3 separate regions of the Homo sapiens genome follow, and all the other regions are linked to region 1. A link is a contact called in ENCODE Hi-C or POLR2A ChIA-PET data. All regions are on one chromosome and are shown on one strand. Each heading gives the region's core, a stretch centred on a gene start or an enhancer-like site at or near the end of the contact. The rest is flanking DNA. Distances are from core to core; before and after follow the strand shown.

Region 1 (4,300 bases), core at 659-3,158:
TCAACCAAAAAGGCCTCTGGTGAGTAGGAGAGCACACCTTCTTCCATTTCAACTTGGTGGAGAGGAGCACTCAGCAGCCCTGCTCCCCAGGACGATGCCTCCTCACTGCCTGGGAAGGAGAGCCCATCACAGGACCAGCAGTCCCTCCAGACACCAGTGGGTGGGATTTAAATGACTTCTATATTCAACACATATTTAGGAAAAGACTTCCAGTCCCATCACAGGTAGCTGCCCCCTTCCTCCCCAGTCCTGTCTCTCATGACCAAGAATCCCAGACACAGCACAGCCAATGGGTGCAAGCACAGCCTGCAGGGTGTGAAGAAGAAGGCAGGGTGCCCGGAGAGCCAGGCTCCAGGGAGGATGTGGACCTGAGCTCCTGGGCTTCCTACCACCCCTCATGGATTCCACATGGCTCTGCAGAAGCTCCAACCCTGGGACCACCCACAGACACACACAAAAGGAGCTCCAGGAAAACCGTGCATTCACCCCCACCCCCCAGCCAGAGGACCACGAACAGAGCAGCCCAACCACAGGAAACCCCTGCAGCAAGACTCATGAGACACACACATGGCCCATCCCCAGGCTCTTAGCAGGGCCGATGAGGGCTGGACCTTCCACCTCCCCACCCCCACTCCTGCCAGGGCCTCGGGCTGCGCTGAGCATCAGTTGGCTCCATCCCACCCCCTGCACAAGCAGGCAGCACCCTGACCTATCCAGGGCAATGTCAGTGGGTCCGTTGTGGAGCTGAGCCCCACTCCACCCCACCCGGCAGCAACAACCCTGAGCAAAGCAGTGTGACATGGGGCTGCTCACTGCCCTGTGCCCTCCCTGGCAAGCCCCTCACCATAAGAAAGGATAAGGGGTAGGGGGCAGGTTGAGTCCACTTTTTCCCCTCAGTATCAACCGGGCTGAGGAGGGAGCCCCCTCCCTGTGTAGCATCACTGAGGCTAAAGCTGGCAGTGGGAGGCAGGCCGTGGCACCGGCTTCCCCACAGCCTCCCTGGGGTCAGCAGGGCCCAAGGAAGCTGAGTGTAGCCGAAGCCCCACATCCACCTGAAGATACTAGAAGGGCCAGGGGAAGGTTATCATCACCCCACCTGCCTGCAGCCACCCAGCACGGTCAGGGCTCTGCTGCGGCTGTAGTGCCACGTGTACCCAGCCCAGCGGACAGCACCTGCTGCAGACGAAGACGCCAGCAGCTCGGGAGTCTCATAAGATATCCTAAATGTACGGGCTCCGATCCAAAGTCACTCAGCATACCAAGAACTAGGATAATCACAACTGGAAGGAGAAATAAACCGATGGATGACAACACGGAGATGAGTCAGAGGCTATCATTAGCTGAGCAGGATCTTCACATAACCATCATAAATACACTTCAGCATGTATGAATTCCCGTGGAATAAATGGAAAATTAGACAATTTTAGCAAAAGAATAAAGAAGAACCAAAGGAGGCCGGGCATGGTGGCTTACGCCTGTAATCCCAGCACTTTGGGAGGCCAAGGCAGGTGGATCACCTGAGGTCAGGAGGTCGAGACCAGCCTGACCAACATGGTGAAACCCCACCTCAACTAAAAATACAAAAATTAGCCTGGCACGATGGTGGGCACTTGTAGTCCCAGCTACTCGAGAGGCTGAGAGAGGAGAATCACTTGAACCCAGGAGCCAGAGGTTGCAGTGAGCAGAGATCATGCCACCTCACTCCAGCTGGGTGACAGAGTGAGACTCGGTCTGAAAAAAAAAAAAAGAAATTATAAAGCAAGAAAACACAATAACCAAAAGACAAACAAACCTAAAACCTCAATGCGTGGACTCAACCAGGACAGCGAGAGGACAAAAGACTGGACGAGGGCCAGAAGTCACCAACTCAGAGCAGCATTGAGGAAGTGGGCTGAGGAGAAAGAACAGACTCTCAGGAGCCTGTGTCATCCTCAGAGGAAAGAGAAAGTGAAACTGGAAGGTATATTTTTTAAATGGCTGTAAACTTCCCAAGTTTAGTGAAATATACTAAAGATTCAAGGATCTGAGAAAATTCCAAATGTGGTAAACCCAAAGAAATTTATACCAAGATACATCATAATCAAAGGTCTGAAAAACTAAAGACAAAGAAAAATAGCTGCAAAGTAGCCAGAGAGAAACACATTGCTTGTAGGACGTGCAAATTTTCCGTTTGAAACCATGGAACCCAAAAGGAAGTAGCAAGCGTCTCAAATACCAAGAGAAAAGGCCAGTCAACCAAAAGTCTATGGCAGGGAAAATGTCCCTCATGGACGGGTATAAATAGAGATATTCTCCAGTGAAGGAGCACTAAGAGAATCTGCCATCAGCAGGGTTACTCAAAGCATGGCTCGAGGAAGTTTCCTAAACAGAAGGGAAATTATAAAAGAAGCAATATTGGAATATTGGGAAGAAAGTGAGAACAACAGCAAAAGTAAAAAATATGGGTAAATAAATAGACTCCTTCTCCTCTTGAGTTTTCTAAATTATGTTCCATGGTTGGAAGCAAAAATGATAATGCTGTCTGATGTTCTCAATGTATGTAAAGAAAGTATTAAAGATGATAGTCATATTATAAACTATAACATAATATTGTAAACTATAATATAATATGGGGGAGGGAAAGTATGAAACGAGAGTTTAGGTGACCATATTGTATTAGAACTAACAAAATCTAGCACCACTAGACCATGTAGGATGTGTATAAATAATGAAGTACCTACAGCTACCATTTTTAAAAACTATAAAAAAGGATAAACCCCAAAACACTAGATAAATCAAAATGGAATTCTTAAAAAAAAAAAAAGTTCAAGTACAGGAAAGCCAGGAAAAACAAAATAAAGAAACACTAAACAGTGTTTTTATACTTCAGTAAGGACATTAAAAACAACCAGCCTCCGGGCACAGTGGCTCACGCCTGGAATCCCAGCACTTTGGGAGGCCAAAATGGGAGGATCACTTGAGCCCAGGAGTTCAAGACCAGCCTGGGCAACATACTGAAACCCCGTCTCTTTCTAAAAATAATAATAATAATAAACACTAGTGACTGCAGAAGCAAGGGCTGTCTTTGGTCGGCATCTCTCTGGTGTGTTTCTCGTGGGACATAATCTGCTGAATGCGTGGACTTGGAGTTAACTGAACCCCTTTCAACTTTCAGTCGTTCTCTGCATGTGTCTGAGCACGTGCCCCGACCCTGGAGCACCCTGGGCACTCAGCCAGCGTGGTCCTGACCTCACAAAGCCTTTGGATTCAGGCAGGAGAGAAAATATGCTATCAATAATTCAGGGCTTCTAAATTTGCTGCCAGCTGAGATTTCTGAAATTCCTGCCGTGTGAGGGCTTCATCCTGAGCCCTGTGTAGTGCCCCTGGTGGAGATGTGTGGTGTGCCCCATTTTACAGAGAAGGATCAAGAGAATCACGAGTATCTTCCGAGGTCATGTAGCATACAGCAGGGCGTGTCCTTCCACCCAGGGCTTTTCACCTCTCAAGAGTTTTCTAGAAAAATCTTAATTATTACAGGGTTTCCAGGGCAGGACTGAAAATAAGCCTAGGGTTTCTCGTTTTTACTATTTCACAAATGGTATTGTTTTATTTCTCACTTTTCAGCATTAATATTTCCAAAAGAACTGGGGACATTTTCTGGTGGCATACATCACTAAGCCTGTCAGTCCATGCAGGTTTCATCCCACGCGGACCAGCTATCACCGCAGGTCATTTCAACAAACAGCAATAGTTAGGAGCATTCAGCTCATCTAGTTTTGCCAAACTGATTTTTCTTTTTTATAAAAACGTTAGAGAGGGAGGGATAAATCACAGAGAAGGCCATGCCATGGCCACTCCCATCCATCTGCTCACACCCCTCCCCCTGCCTGCCTGGTCCTTCCAGCCAGGAGCATCCAAAAGTGTCCCGGGCAAAGCCCCTGTGGCTCTTTCCTGTCCCTCTGAACCCAGAGATGGACAGGAAAATCTCTGCACACCTCTGGGCCTGAGCTTACCAGAGTGAATTTTCCTCCCTCTAGCCCACAACCCATTCAATAGATGCCCTGAGCACCCAGGGGAAACATTCTACACCAACTCGACTCCACTTCTCCCAGCAGGGCCCTTGGCTGTGGGGGAGGCAAAGGCGTCCAAGTTCTCTGGTGGTTCTGGGACAGCTTGTGCAGGCTGAACGGGATGAATCAGCAACAGAACTGTATCCTCCCCTAAGCTACAGGGCTAAAAGGAATAGACAAGCCGACTGTTTGTCTACACAGAACTCAACTGAATTATTAACTTCGTAAGAAGTTTTCTATCTCATCTCCAC
Region 2 (4,300 bases), core at 1,677-4,176, 100 kb after region 1:
ATGGTATCTCCTTTATTATTTTGCACACAGTTGAGGGGTCAGAGAAGCCTTTTCTGATGTGTGCAGATCCACAGTAGCGTTTCCCTTAGTTGCCTTCTTCAAGAAGCTGTAGTCATGGCACCTCCAAAATACAGAACCGTGCCCATGAGCACTGGGCTCCTCGGTGGATGCTGGGTGATGCTGTGTTTCATCTGACGGACCCACAGAGTCGTGTCTTCAGCGTGTATTTATGGAGCTTTTCCTCCCAGGCAAACATTGCCAGGCTTTCTGAACAGGCGCTGAGAACCCCGAGACCCAGCGAGAGGTCTAGCACAGGACTGGAGCAGCCACGAGGCAATACAGCCAGCTCAGCTTTAAGGTCCCGTACACCGCGAAGACTCCAAAGCACCTGGGATGTCGAAAACATTGCTCCTGGGATTTTAAAAAGCAGAGAAAGCAGAAAAAGATGCCTTCATGGTGGGCTCTTCAAATTCTACTAGCAGAGGCACAAGTTAAGACTTTCCCAAGTGGATCCTGCTGGTTAGATTTTATTAAATTAACCACAATTTATATGTTTTATAATATATTCTCATGTGTCTGTTTAGGTATAACATGTTACAGTTTCCAAATACAGAAAAAAAAATCTTATCTAATTTATCTGATGCCTAGGGAAGTGGTCTTAGAACAAAAGTTCCATACACACTTATGGAATGGAGAAAGGCCCCTTGTCCGGCGGTGACCAGCAACAGCTGCAAGGGCTGCTGGGAAATGTAGTCCCTGCCAGGGCAGCCAGGTGGCCAGTGCAAGGCAGGTGGTGTGGGGAGAGGGGCAGTTCTCTCACTACATGGAGAAGGGAAGGTGGGGGACTGGGGAGAAGGTCCTTGTGACACAAGCATGGGAAATCTCTATTCTGAAAAAAAAAAAAAAATTCACATATGTCATAGGTTTTTGCCCCCTGATCTATAAGAAGAAGGTTCTCGAACACAAATCACCTGTAGTGCTTCTGAAAGCAAAGAGTTCAGGGCCCAAGAATGTGTGTTTCTAAGAAGTTCTCAGGTGCTGATGGCCGGTCCCCACACCGCATCACGCTGCCTCGTATCCGCTTCTGAGACCCTCACCACTGCACACTTCTCTTATTGTATTGATTAATAATTTAGGAATGTAGAATGTCTTAGGCCTACTGTCATACTTTCCACATGGGACATTCAAAATGTAAATAACTCTGTTCATAACTAAAATATATTCCTAGAGGCATTCTCATAGCTAGATTCAGTCTTCTAAACTTTCTCAACTGTAAAATGGGAATGAAGCTTACAGGGTTATTCCTGTAATTATCTAACTTAGGTTTATAGAAACATGAGGGATAAAGCAAATCATTGTAAAATAAATCCTGTTATCTCCATAGAAACATTACTTTAGGATTGCTTTCTTGAACATGGACTCAAAAAAAAACTGTGCAATCAAAAGCATGTTATGAAAACAACGTCCAAAGAATCCTAAGTCTAAAAGTAACACAAGCGTGATCTGTGTCCTATAATATGGGTATACCCTGCAGCTCTACACAATGCAAATGTTTTGCTAATAAGCCTAAACAAAATGAAGTGCGGAGAGCATATGATGAATTCCACGCCATCATAAACTTGACCTTGCATTATGGCACCTGACATGCTTGTCAGCCTAACCCTCAACAGGCACGATGTTTGCTCCCTACATTTTTGCAGGTTTGGGAGTGGGAGTAAGATGATTTGGGTAACCAAGTGCCAACTATCTAGGAAGACTGGCATTGAGGTCTTCTCTATCTCACGATGCATTTATTTCTACAAGGGATTTCACAATAATCCCATTGCTTGTAAAATTGCACTCACAATTATTTCAAAAACAGCCAGTTTCACATTTTAATATTTGAATACTTGTCTGGCGTTTGGGGCATGGCTGTCTCGTGAATGTCCTTCCTCTTCACTTTTTTCCCTCTTTCCTCACCTTCCACACCCCAGGACACTTTGTGTGGTCTTAAAGCAGCAGCAGTTGCATTTCCCCTGTGCTTCAGTTGTGTGTGTTGGATCAAGAGCTTTGTTGACAGGCAATTGTAGGATGTAACTTCTGGGCAGCTGGTGTTTTTAGCCTTTTTTCTTCCCTTGACCTTGTCAGTTTAGGAGTGGATGCATCTAGATGTGGGAAGCCATCTAGAGGTCTCTGAACATGTGTGATAGTAAGTAGGTAGCGATGTTTCTGCAGCTGCTCACCACCCACCCAGGGAACCCTGGACCTGGTGGAGGTAAGAGGAAGACAGAAAGCAAAGCAACGCCTGCAGCATACCCCAACCCTAACCCTAGCCCTGCCCAGCCCTGCAGCCCACATGGGCTTCATTCTCACACCAGTGCAGAAAGGCAAGTTTTATTACCTCTACTTTATGGGAAACTGAGGCTCAGAAAAGTGGAGTCTTGTTCGGGGTCACCCAGATGGAACCTGGATTGAGACCTAGGTCTCACCTGCCTGATTTTCACCGTAGAAAGTCAGAACTACCTAGAGAATGAAATCAGTAAAATACCTAGGAACAAGGTGTTTGTTCCCCAGCATTTCAGCTGGGAGCTATTTCCCTGCACAGATAGGCTAGTGAGTTTTATCTATGCTGAATTATCCTGTGGTTCCACCAAGGTGACATGTAGTCTAAGCTGCTTTAGGTGTACATTATTAAAAACGAGAGCCTAACAGTCAACAACAGTGGACTGCTTCCTAGTAAATCTGGGTGACTAACTTTGCCTGTGCCCAATGTTAACCCTCGAGGTAACACTAAGTGTTGATAATCACACAGACATTATCAAAGTGTCCAGTCATCCCAGTGGCTGGAAATCGGATCTAGAACTGAATACCAACTGAGACCGCGGAAGTCTCAGCGGTCCTGATGGAATCTGAAAGTCTGTCCCTCCCACAGCTCTAGCTCAGTTCTTCCTCCCTCTCTTTCCTTTTCTATTAGTTTACAAAAGGCTTCTTTAATTACCCAAGAGATGCTTCAGAGTCAGCTGACTTTCCTTGCAGCATTTCACATGTTTACCCAATTTTTCTCTGGCTCTCTCAATTTGATTAATTGCAAAAAATGAAATAAAAAAGATTTCCTCCAAGCATGCAGCTGCTTTTGTGTGCAGATGGATCTTTTCAGCACATTACAGAAACCAGCTGCCAGGCTGAGCTCTTAGCCCCGTGACAGTGAGAGCTTCATCCTTCTCGAGCTCTTCTCTAAAAGGCAGACTGGGGCAGAGTGTCAGAAGCTAATAAGGCAGACTGCCAGTCACTCGTGATTATCAGCCAGATGCTCTGTCGTTCCCACCATAGTTCCTTGAGACACGTCTCACTTACCGGTGCTCAGGGGCCATTTCCACTAACGGCTCTGATGGGGGCTCCCACACATCAAGTTGTCGTTTTGTTCCTCTTGTCTTTCTTTTCCTGCTAGTATATAAATTTTGCATTTAAGGCTAGAATTAACCAACCCTCAGTGATTCATATAAATATTCTTTATATTAATCTGAGAGGCCAGTCAAATGCAAGTAAGTAGGCTTGTCTAACTAGTCAAATCCAACAAGATGTATTCAAAAGTCTGATCTGGACTTGAGTTATTTTCACCAATTCTGTGTCCAGTATTCTTGAGTTTTCTAAATCATGATTAAGATCAATCATCCCAAGCGTAACCTAGAGTTGTGCTATGAAGCATGACAACATTTGATCAGAACAAACTGATTCGGAAGAAACATGGCCCCTCTCCAAGGAGCAGTTCAGCACCTTGTGGACAGATTTCAGCTGCGTTCAAGAGCCCCTTGCCCAAAAATAGCTCTCTTTGTCTACCAGCAAGTCCCAAAATATTTACATGGCCCACACTATTCTGATTTGGGACAAGTCCTTGGAGCTTTGTTTCCTGGAAGGAGTGAGTGTTGCATTTGTGTTTGCCTAGTCCCAGCATAAGGAGGTGGGAGGAGGAGGGTGAGAAACGGATAGAGCCAGGGAACAGGAAGGGGACTGGGCAGGCGAGGGCTCACAGGAGGCAGAGATGAGATGATGCCTGGGCCAGGAACAGGCACTTGGAGAACACAGCCGGTGATAGGAGGTTCATTTATGTCTGGATGGGCAAAATGCCCCCAAAGGTCCAAGTTGTCAACCTTAACTAAAGGAAGTTACCTGTTTTTGCCTGTGTTTAGCTTTGAATAGACCAGCTCTTATTTCTTAAACAGAAAGATGGATTGACAGATATTTGACATGTTTTTATTCTATAATGTGTGTCCATCCTGCAAGCTCTTAATATTTAGTTAAAACAACACCACATGGAATTAGA
Region 3 (4,300 bases), core at 1-2,500, 81 kb after region 1:
GTGAATAGCACTGCGTTGGTCTGAGTCACCATTGTGAAAAATAGGTGGATATCTAAAAGATGAGGAGAAACAGACCTATGTGAGGCCAGGATCTAGAATACAGAAACAGTTCTAAAATGTGGTAATTTGAAACAAGCCACTCAAGAGTAAAATATGAGACTAATGAGAAAACCCAGATGGACTGATAAAATAAGAAAAGGACTTTAACCCTCTGGGAATCAGGGAATTCAAAACTAAGATGGCAAAAAGATTTTTTTTTACCTTTACGGTACTGGAAAAAAATTTAAATTGTGACTATACCAAATATTAGAGAAGGTGTAGAAAACTTAGACCTCACATGAGTTCGACTAGAATGTAAATAGGAACAAAGATGTTAGAGAATAATCTAGAAAAAGTGAAGGTGGGTGTATCCTAAGATCTAACAATTCCACTTCTAGGTATCTCCTCTAGGGAAAACCTGGTCTGTGTGCATAAGACACACACAGTGGATATTCACTGAAGCAATGTAGTAAAACCCTGTTTTGAGATCATGTAGATTCACATGCAATTCCCTTCACCAGTTTCTCCCAACAATAACATCTTACAAAACCATAGTACAATGCCACAACTAGAAAATGAGCATTGATACAACCCATTAACTTTGTTCAGATTTCAGATTCCACCAGTTTACATGTACTCATTTTATAGACTGCTCTGTGTGTGTGTGTGTGTGTGTGTGTGTGTGGTATGCACGTGCGCTTAGTTCTCTGTAATTTTATCACCCATGTAGAACCATGTGACCACCAACACATCAGAGGACAGGAGAGTTTCATCACAGGATCCTTGATGCTACTCTTTATAGCCAAGCTGACTTCCTCCTTCCCCCTCCCTGAGGCTGGCAACCACAGTATGGTTCCTATTTTCTATAATTTTGTCGCTTTAAGAATGCTCTATAAATGGAATCATACACTATGCAACCTTTCGAGACTGGCTTTTTCCGCTAAACGCAATTCCCTTGAGACCCATCCGGGTTGGCAAGCATGTCCATAGGTGTTTCTTTTTAATTACTTAGTGGTGTTCCGTCATCTGGATGAACCAAGGTGTGTTCAACCGTTCACCCAGGAAGGGCACTTGGATTATTTCCAGGTTTTGGTTATTGCAAATAGAGCTGCTGTGAACATTCTTGTACAGGTTTTTGTGTGAACATAGTTTTCATTTCTCTGGGATAAATGCCCAGGAGTGCAATTGCTGAGTCATATGGTTAGCACATGTCTAATTTTATGAGAAACTGCTAACTCTTTTCCAGAATGGCTACACCATTTTGCATTCCCACCGGCGGTGTGTGAGTGATTCAGGACCTTCCCAGCCTGGGCAGCATTTGGTATTGCCACTATTTTTTTTTTTTATTATTTTAGCTCTTCTAATAAGTGTGTAGTGATATCTCCTGATGGTTTAATTTGCATTGTCCTGATGGCTAATGACATCAAGACCTTTTTATGTACTTATGGCCATCTGTGTATCCTCCTCAGTGAAAAGTCTGTTCATGTCTTTTGCCTACTTTTTAATTGGATTGTTTGGTTTTAACAACTGAGTTTTCCTAATTCTTTATATTTTCTAGATGCTGGCCTTACCACTCGGTGATTATTTTCTACCACTTTATCTTGTTTTTTCACCCTCTTCACAGAGTCCTTTGCAGAAAGTTTTACATTTTGTTGAATTCAAGTTTATTAATTTTACCTTTTTTGGATTTTGATTTTTGGTGTGAAGTCTAAGTCTTCACCTAGCCTGAGGTTCCCGAAGATTTTCTCCTTTTTTCCCTACAAATTTTATAGTTTCACATTTTATACTTAAGCCTATTTTCCATTTTGAGTTAATTTTTGTATGAGGTGTGAGGTTTAGGTTGAGGCTTATTTGTTTTGGTTTGGTTTGGGTTTTGCCAACGAATGTCCAATAGCTCCGGGACTATTAGTTGAAAAGGTGATCCTTCTTCCATTAAATTGCTTTTGCACCTTTGCTAAAAACCGTTTCCACTTATTGCTGTGGGTCTATTTCTGGGTTCTCTATTCTGTTCCATTAGTCTATATGTCAGTCTCTCTGCCAAGAGCACACTGTCTTGATTACTGTAGTTGCATAGTCAACTTTAATCAGGTGGAGTGACTTCCTTCCACTTTATTATTCTTTATAAAACTTATGTTAGCTATTGTAGGTTCTGGGCCTTTCCATATGAATTTTAGAATAGCGCGTTTATGGGTGCAAAAACCTTGCTGGGATTTTGATAGGAATTTCTTCAAATGTATAGATTAGGGAGAATTAATAGTTCTACTGTGTTGAGTTTTCCAATCCATGATCACAGGTTGTCTCTCTATGGGTAATTAGGTCTTCTTTAACTTCTTTCATCAATGTTTTATAAATTTCAGTGCACAGATTCTGAATCTGAAATTTCTTTACAGTGTACATAAGTGTTTTATTTTCTTTGGGGCATTTCTAAATGGCATTGTGTCTTAACTTCAGTTTCCACGTTTATTGTGGAGTAGGTAGAACTGTGAGTAATTTTTATGTGTCAGTCCACATTCTGCAACCTACTGAGCTGCCTTATTAGATCTAGGAGGATTTTTTTTGGTAGATTTCTTGGGATTGTCTATGTAGATCATCATGTTATCTGCAAATTGGATAGTTTTATTTCTTCTTTCCAATTTATATACTTTTTATTTCTTTTTCTTATCTTACCGTACTGGTTAGAATGTCCAGTGCTATATTCAATAAGAGTTGCAAGAACTTGCCTTATTCTGACCTAAAGGGCAAAGCACTGAGTTTTTACCACCAATTATGATGTAGCTATAGGATTTTTATGGATGTTCTTTATCAAGTCAATAGTCCATGTCTATTCATGAATGTGTGTTGTATTTTGTCAAATGTCTTTTCTGGGACAATTTATATGTTCATGAGATTTTTCTTCTTTGACTTCATGGTATGATGGATAGTTGATTGACTGACTCTCTAATGCTGACCCACCCTTGAGTATCTGATATATATTCCACTTAGCCATGTATATAACTTTTTTATGTGTTGCTAGATTCACTTTACTAATATTTTGTTGAGGACTTTTGCCTCTAAGTGTTTGTGAGATATTGATCTATAGTTCTCATTTTTTGTATAGTCTTTGCTAGTTTCAGTATCAGGATAACTGGCCTCATAAAATGAGTTAGAAAGTGTTCCCACTTGTTCTAACTTTTGGAAGAGATTGTATAAAATTGCCATAAATTTCTCCTTAACTGTTTTAGTAGAAATTTCCGGTGAAACCATGTGGGCCTGGGGATTTCTTTCTTGGGTATTTCCTTCCTTCTACTTTGTTTGTATATATTTAGCTCTTTTTTTTTTGGTTTCTTGAATTAGATCTTAGATTATTGATTTGAGACTTTTCCTGCTTTCTAATATAAGTATTTCAGGGTATGAATTCCCTCTCAGCACTACTGAACTAGGTGTACATATTTTATCGAGTAAAAGTTTTGATACAAAAAAAAAGGAGGGAAACACACTAATTCCCCATGAGTAGGGCTATAGATTTACGCTATGATTTACTTACAACAGTTAAACTACCCAGACTTTGTGTATCAACATGGACAAAATTCTAAATAACAGTGTTGAATGGAAACCAGCAAACTGCAAATGAATATATATAGTATTATTCTATTTCTTTAAAATTTTCAAATCCACAAAAGAACATGTGGTCATGATTACGTGGGATTATATGACATATAGAAGCCAGGTAATGTTATCTTCTAATCTCGGGGAGGGGAGGGAATTGGCTGTCTCTGCATGGTTTTATTTCTTAAAAATATTTTGAGATTTTATACAAATAACAGAATGTGTTACTTTTTTTGATGAAAAGGATAAGCCAGTTGTCTTGTAGATTATTATCTGTGCTTTTTAATATGTTCGAACTAATTAGTAATTTATATTAGCAATAAATAAACCAATGTAAAGTTTGGGGGGAAATGACACCAGCGATAATGAAGTGTTAGAGAGGAAGATTAGAAGGCCCCACAAAGGAATCTGAAAGCAGGTGTGGAGGTGAAATTACTGAAATTTGGTAAGAGCATGACAATGACAAGGAAGGCGAAGGAGAGGAAGAAGAAAGGGCAGGAGAGACAGTCTCCCTCCTCTTCGTTGTCATTTGTTCAAGTAATATAAGTGCAGAAAGGAAGGATAAAGAAATTGATCTAAAAAGAGAAGCGTGCAGAAACGGGCAGGAGCCGGGACCTCAGAGGAGTGGGCTGGATTCAGCACAGGCCTGGGGATTAACTAGGTGTTTGCAACCTCA

The links. A loop is a pair of places that touch in the nucleus more often than their neighbours do. ChIA-PET counts read pairs that join two places held with the same protein, here RNA polymerase II (POLR2A). Pooled maps may share reads with other maps.
Region 2: a loop to region 1 is called in a map of naive thymus-derived CD4-positive, alpha-beta T cell, with 4 times the contacts of the local background. The contact joins two enhancer-like sites. A Hi-C loop is called at or near these places in 8 of 168 maps with a recorded cell type or tissue (CD4-positive, alpha-beta memory T cell, CD8-positive, alpha-beta T cell, IMR-90 and 4 more), 6 of 37 single-sample maps with no recorded cell type and 15 of 50 pooled maps. POLR2A ChIA-PET finds 5 or more read pairs at or near these places in 9 of 52 experiments (AG04450, CD4-positive, alpha-beta T cell, CD4-positive, alpha-beta memory T cell and 6 more).
Region 3: a loop to region 1 is called in a map of psoas muscle, with 4 times the contacts of the local background. The contact joins two enhancer-like sites. A Hi-C loop is called at or near these places in 39 of 168 maps with a recorded cell type or tissue (B cell, CD14-positive monocyte, CD4-positive, alpha-beta T cell and 29 more), 35 of 37 single-sample maps with no recorded cell type and 43 of 50 pooled maps. POLR2A ChIA-PET finds 5 or more read pairs at or near these places in 19 of 52 experiments (CD4-positive, alpha-beta T cell, CD4-positive, alpha-beta memory T cell, GM12878 and 15 more).

Annotation. Positions count from the first base shown.
Region 1 is chr18:77,206,724-77,211,023 of GRCh38, reverse strand. No RefSeq gene overlaps it. Among named protein-coding and RNA genes, the nearest start is that of GALR1, 41 kb to the left of the region's middle. RefSeq lists an enhancer at 1,639-1,698. Within about 2 kb of position 1,908, at least 16 of the 41 ENCODE cell types and tissues checked have a DNase peak (open chromatin) inside an H3K27ac peak, as active enhancers do; they include CD14-positive monocyte, CD4-positive, alpha-beta T cell, CD8-positive, alpha-beta T cell and 2 more, where a contact is called at or near this core.
Region 2 is chr18:77,107,069-77,111,368 of GRCh38, reverse strand. All of the region lies in intron 1 of MBP (myelin basic protein), which reads left to right. Among named protein-coding and RNA genes, the nearest start is that of MBP, 24 kb to the left of the region's middle. Within about 2 kb of position 2,926, at least 25 of the 41 ENCODE cell types and tissues checked have a DNase peak (open chromatin) inside an H3K27ac peak, as active enhancers do; they include CD4-positive, alpha-beta T cell and CD8-positive, alpha-beta T cell, where a contact is called at or near this core.
Region 3 is chr18:77,124,946-77,129,245 of GRCh38, reverse strand. All of the region lies in intron 1 of MBP (myelin basic protein), which reads left to right. Among named protein-coding and RNA genes, the nearest start is that of MBP, 5.7 kb to the left of the region's middle. RefSeq lists enhancers at 1,089-1,148, 1,239-1,298, 1,319-1,368. Within about 2 kb of position 1,250, at least 8 of the 41 ENCODE cell types and tissues checked have a DNase peak (open chromatin) inside an H3K27ac peak, as active enhancers do; they include CD14-positive monocyte, gastrocnemius medialis and psoas muscle, where a contact is called at or near this core.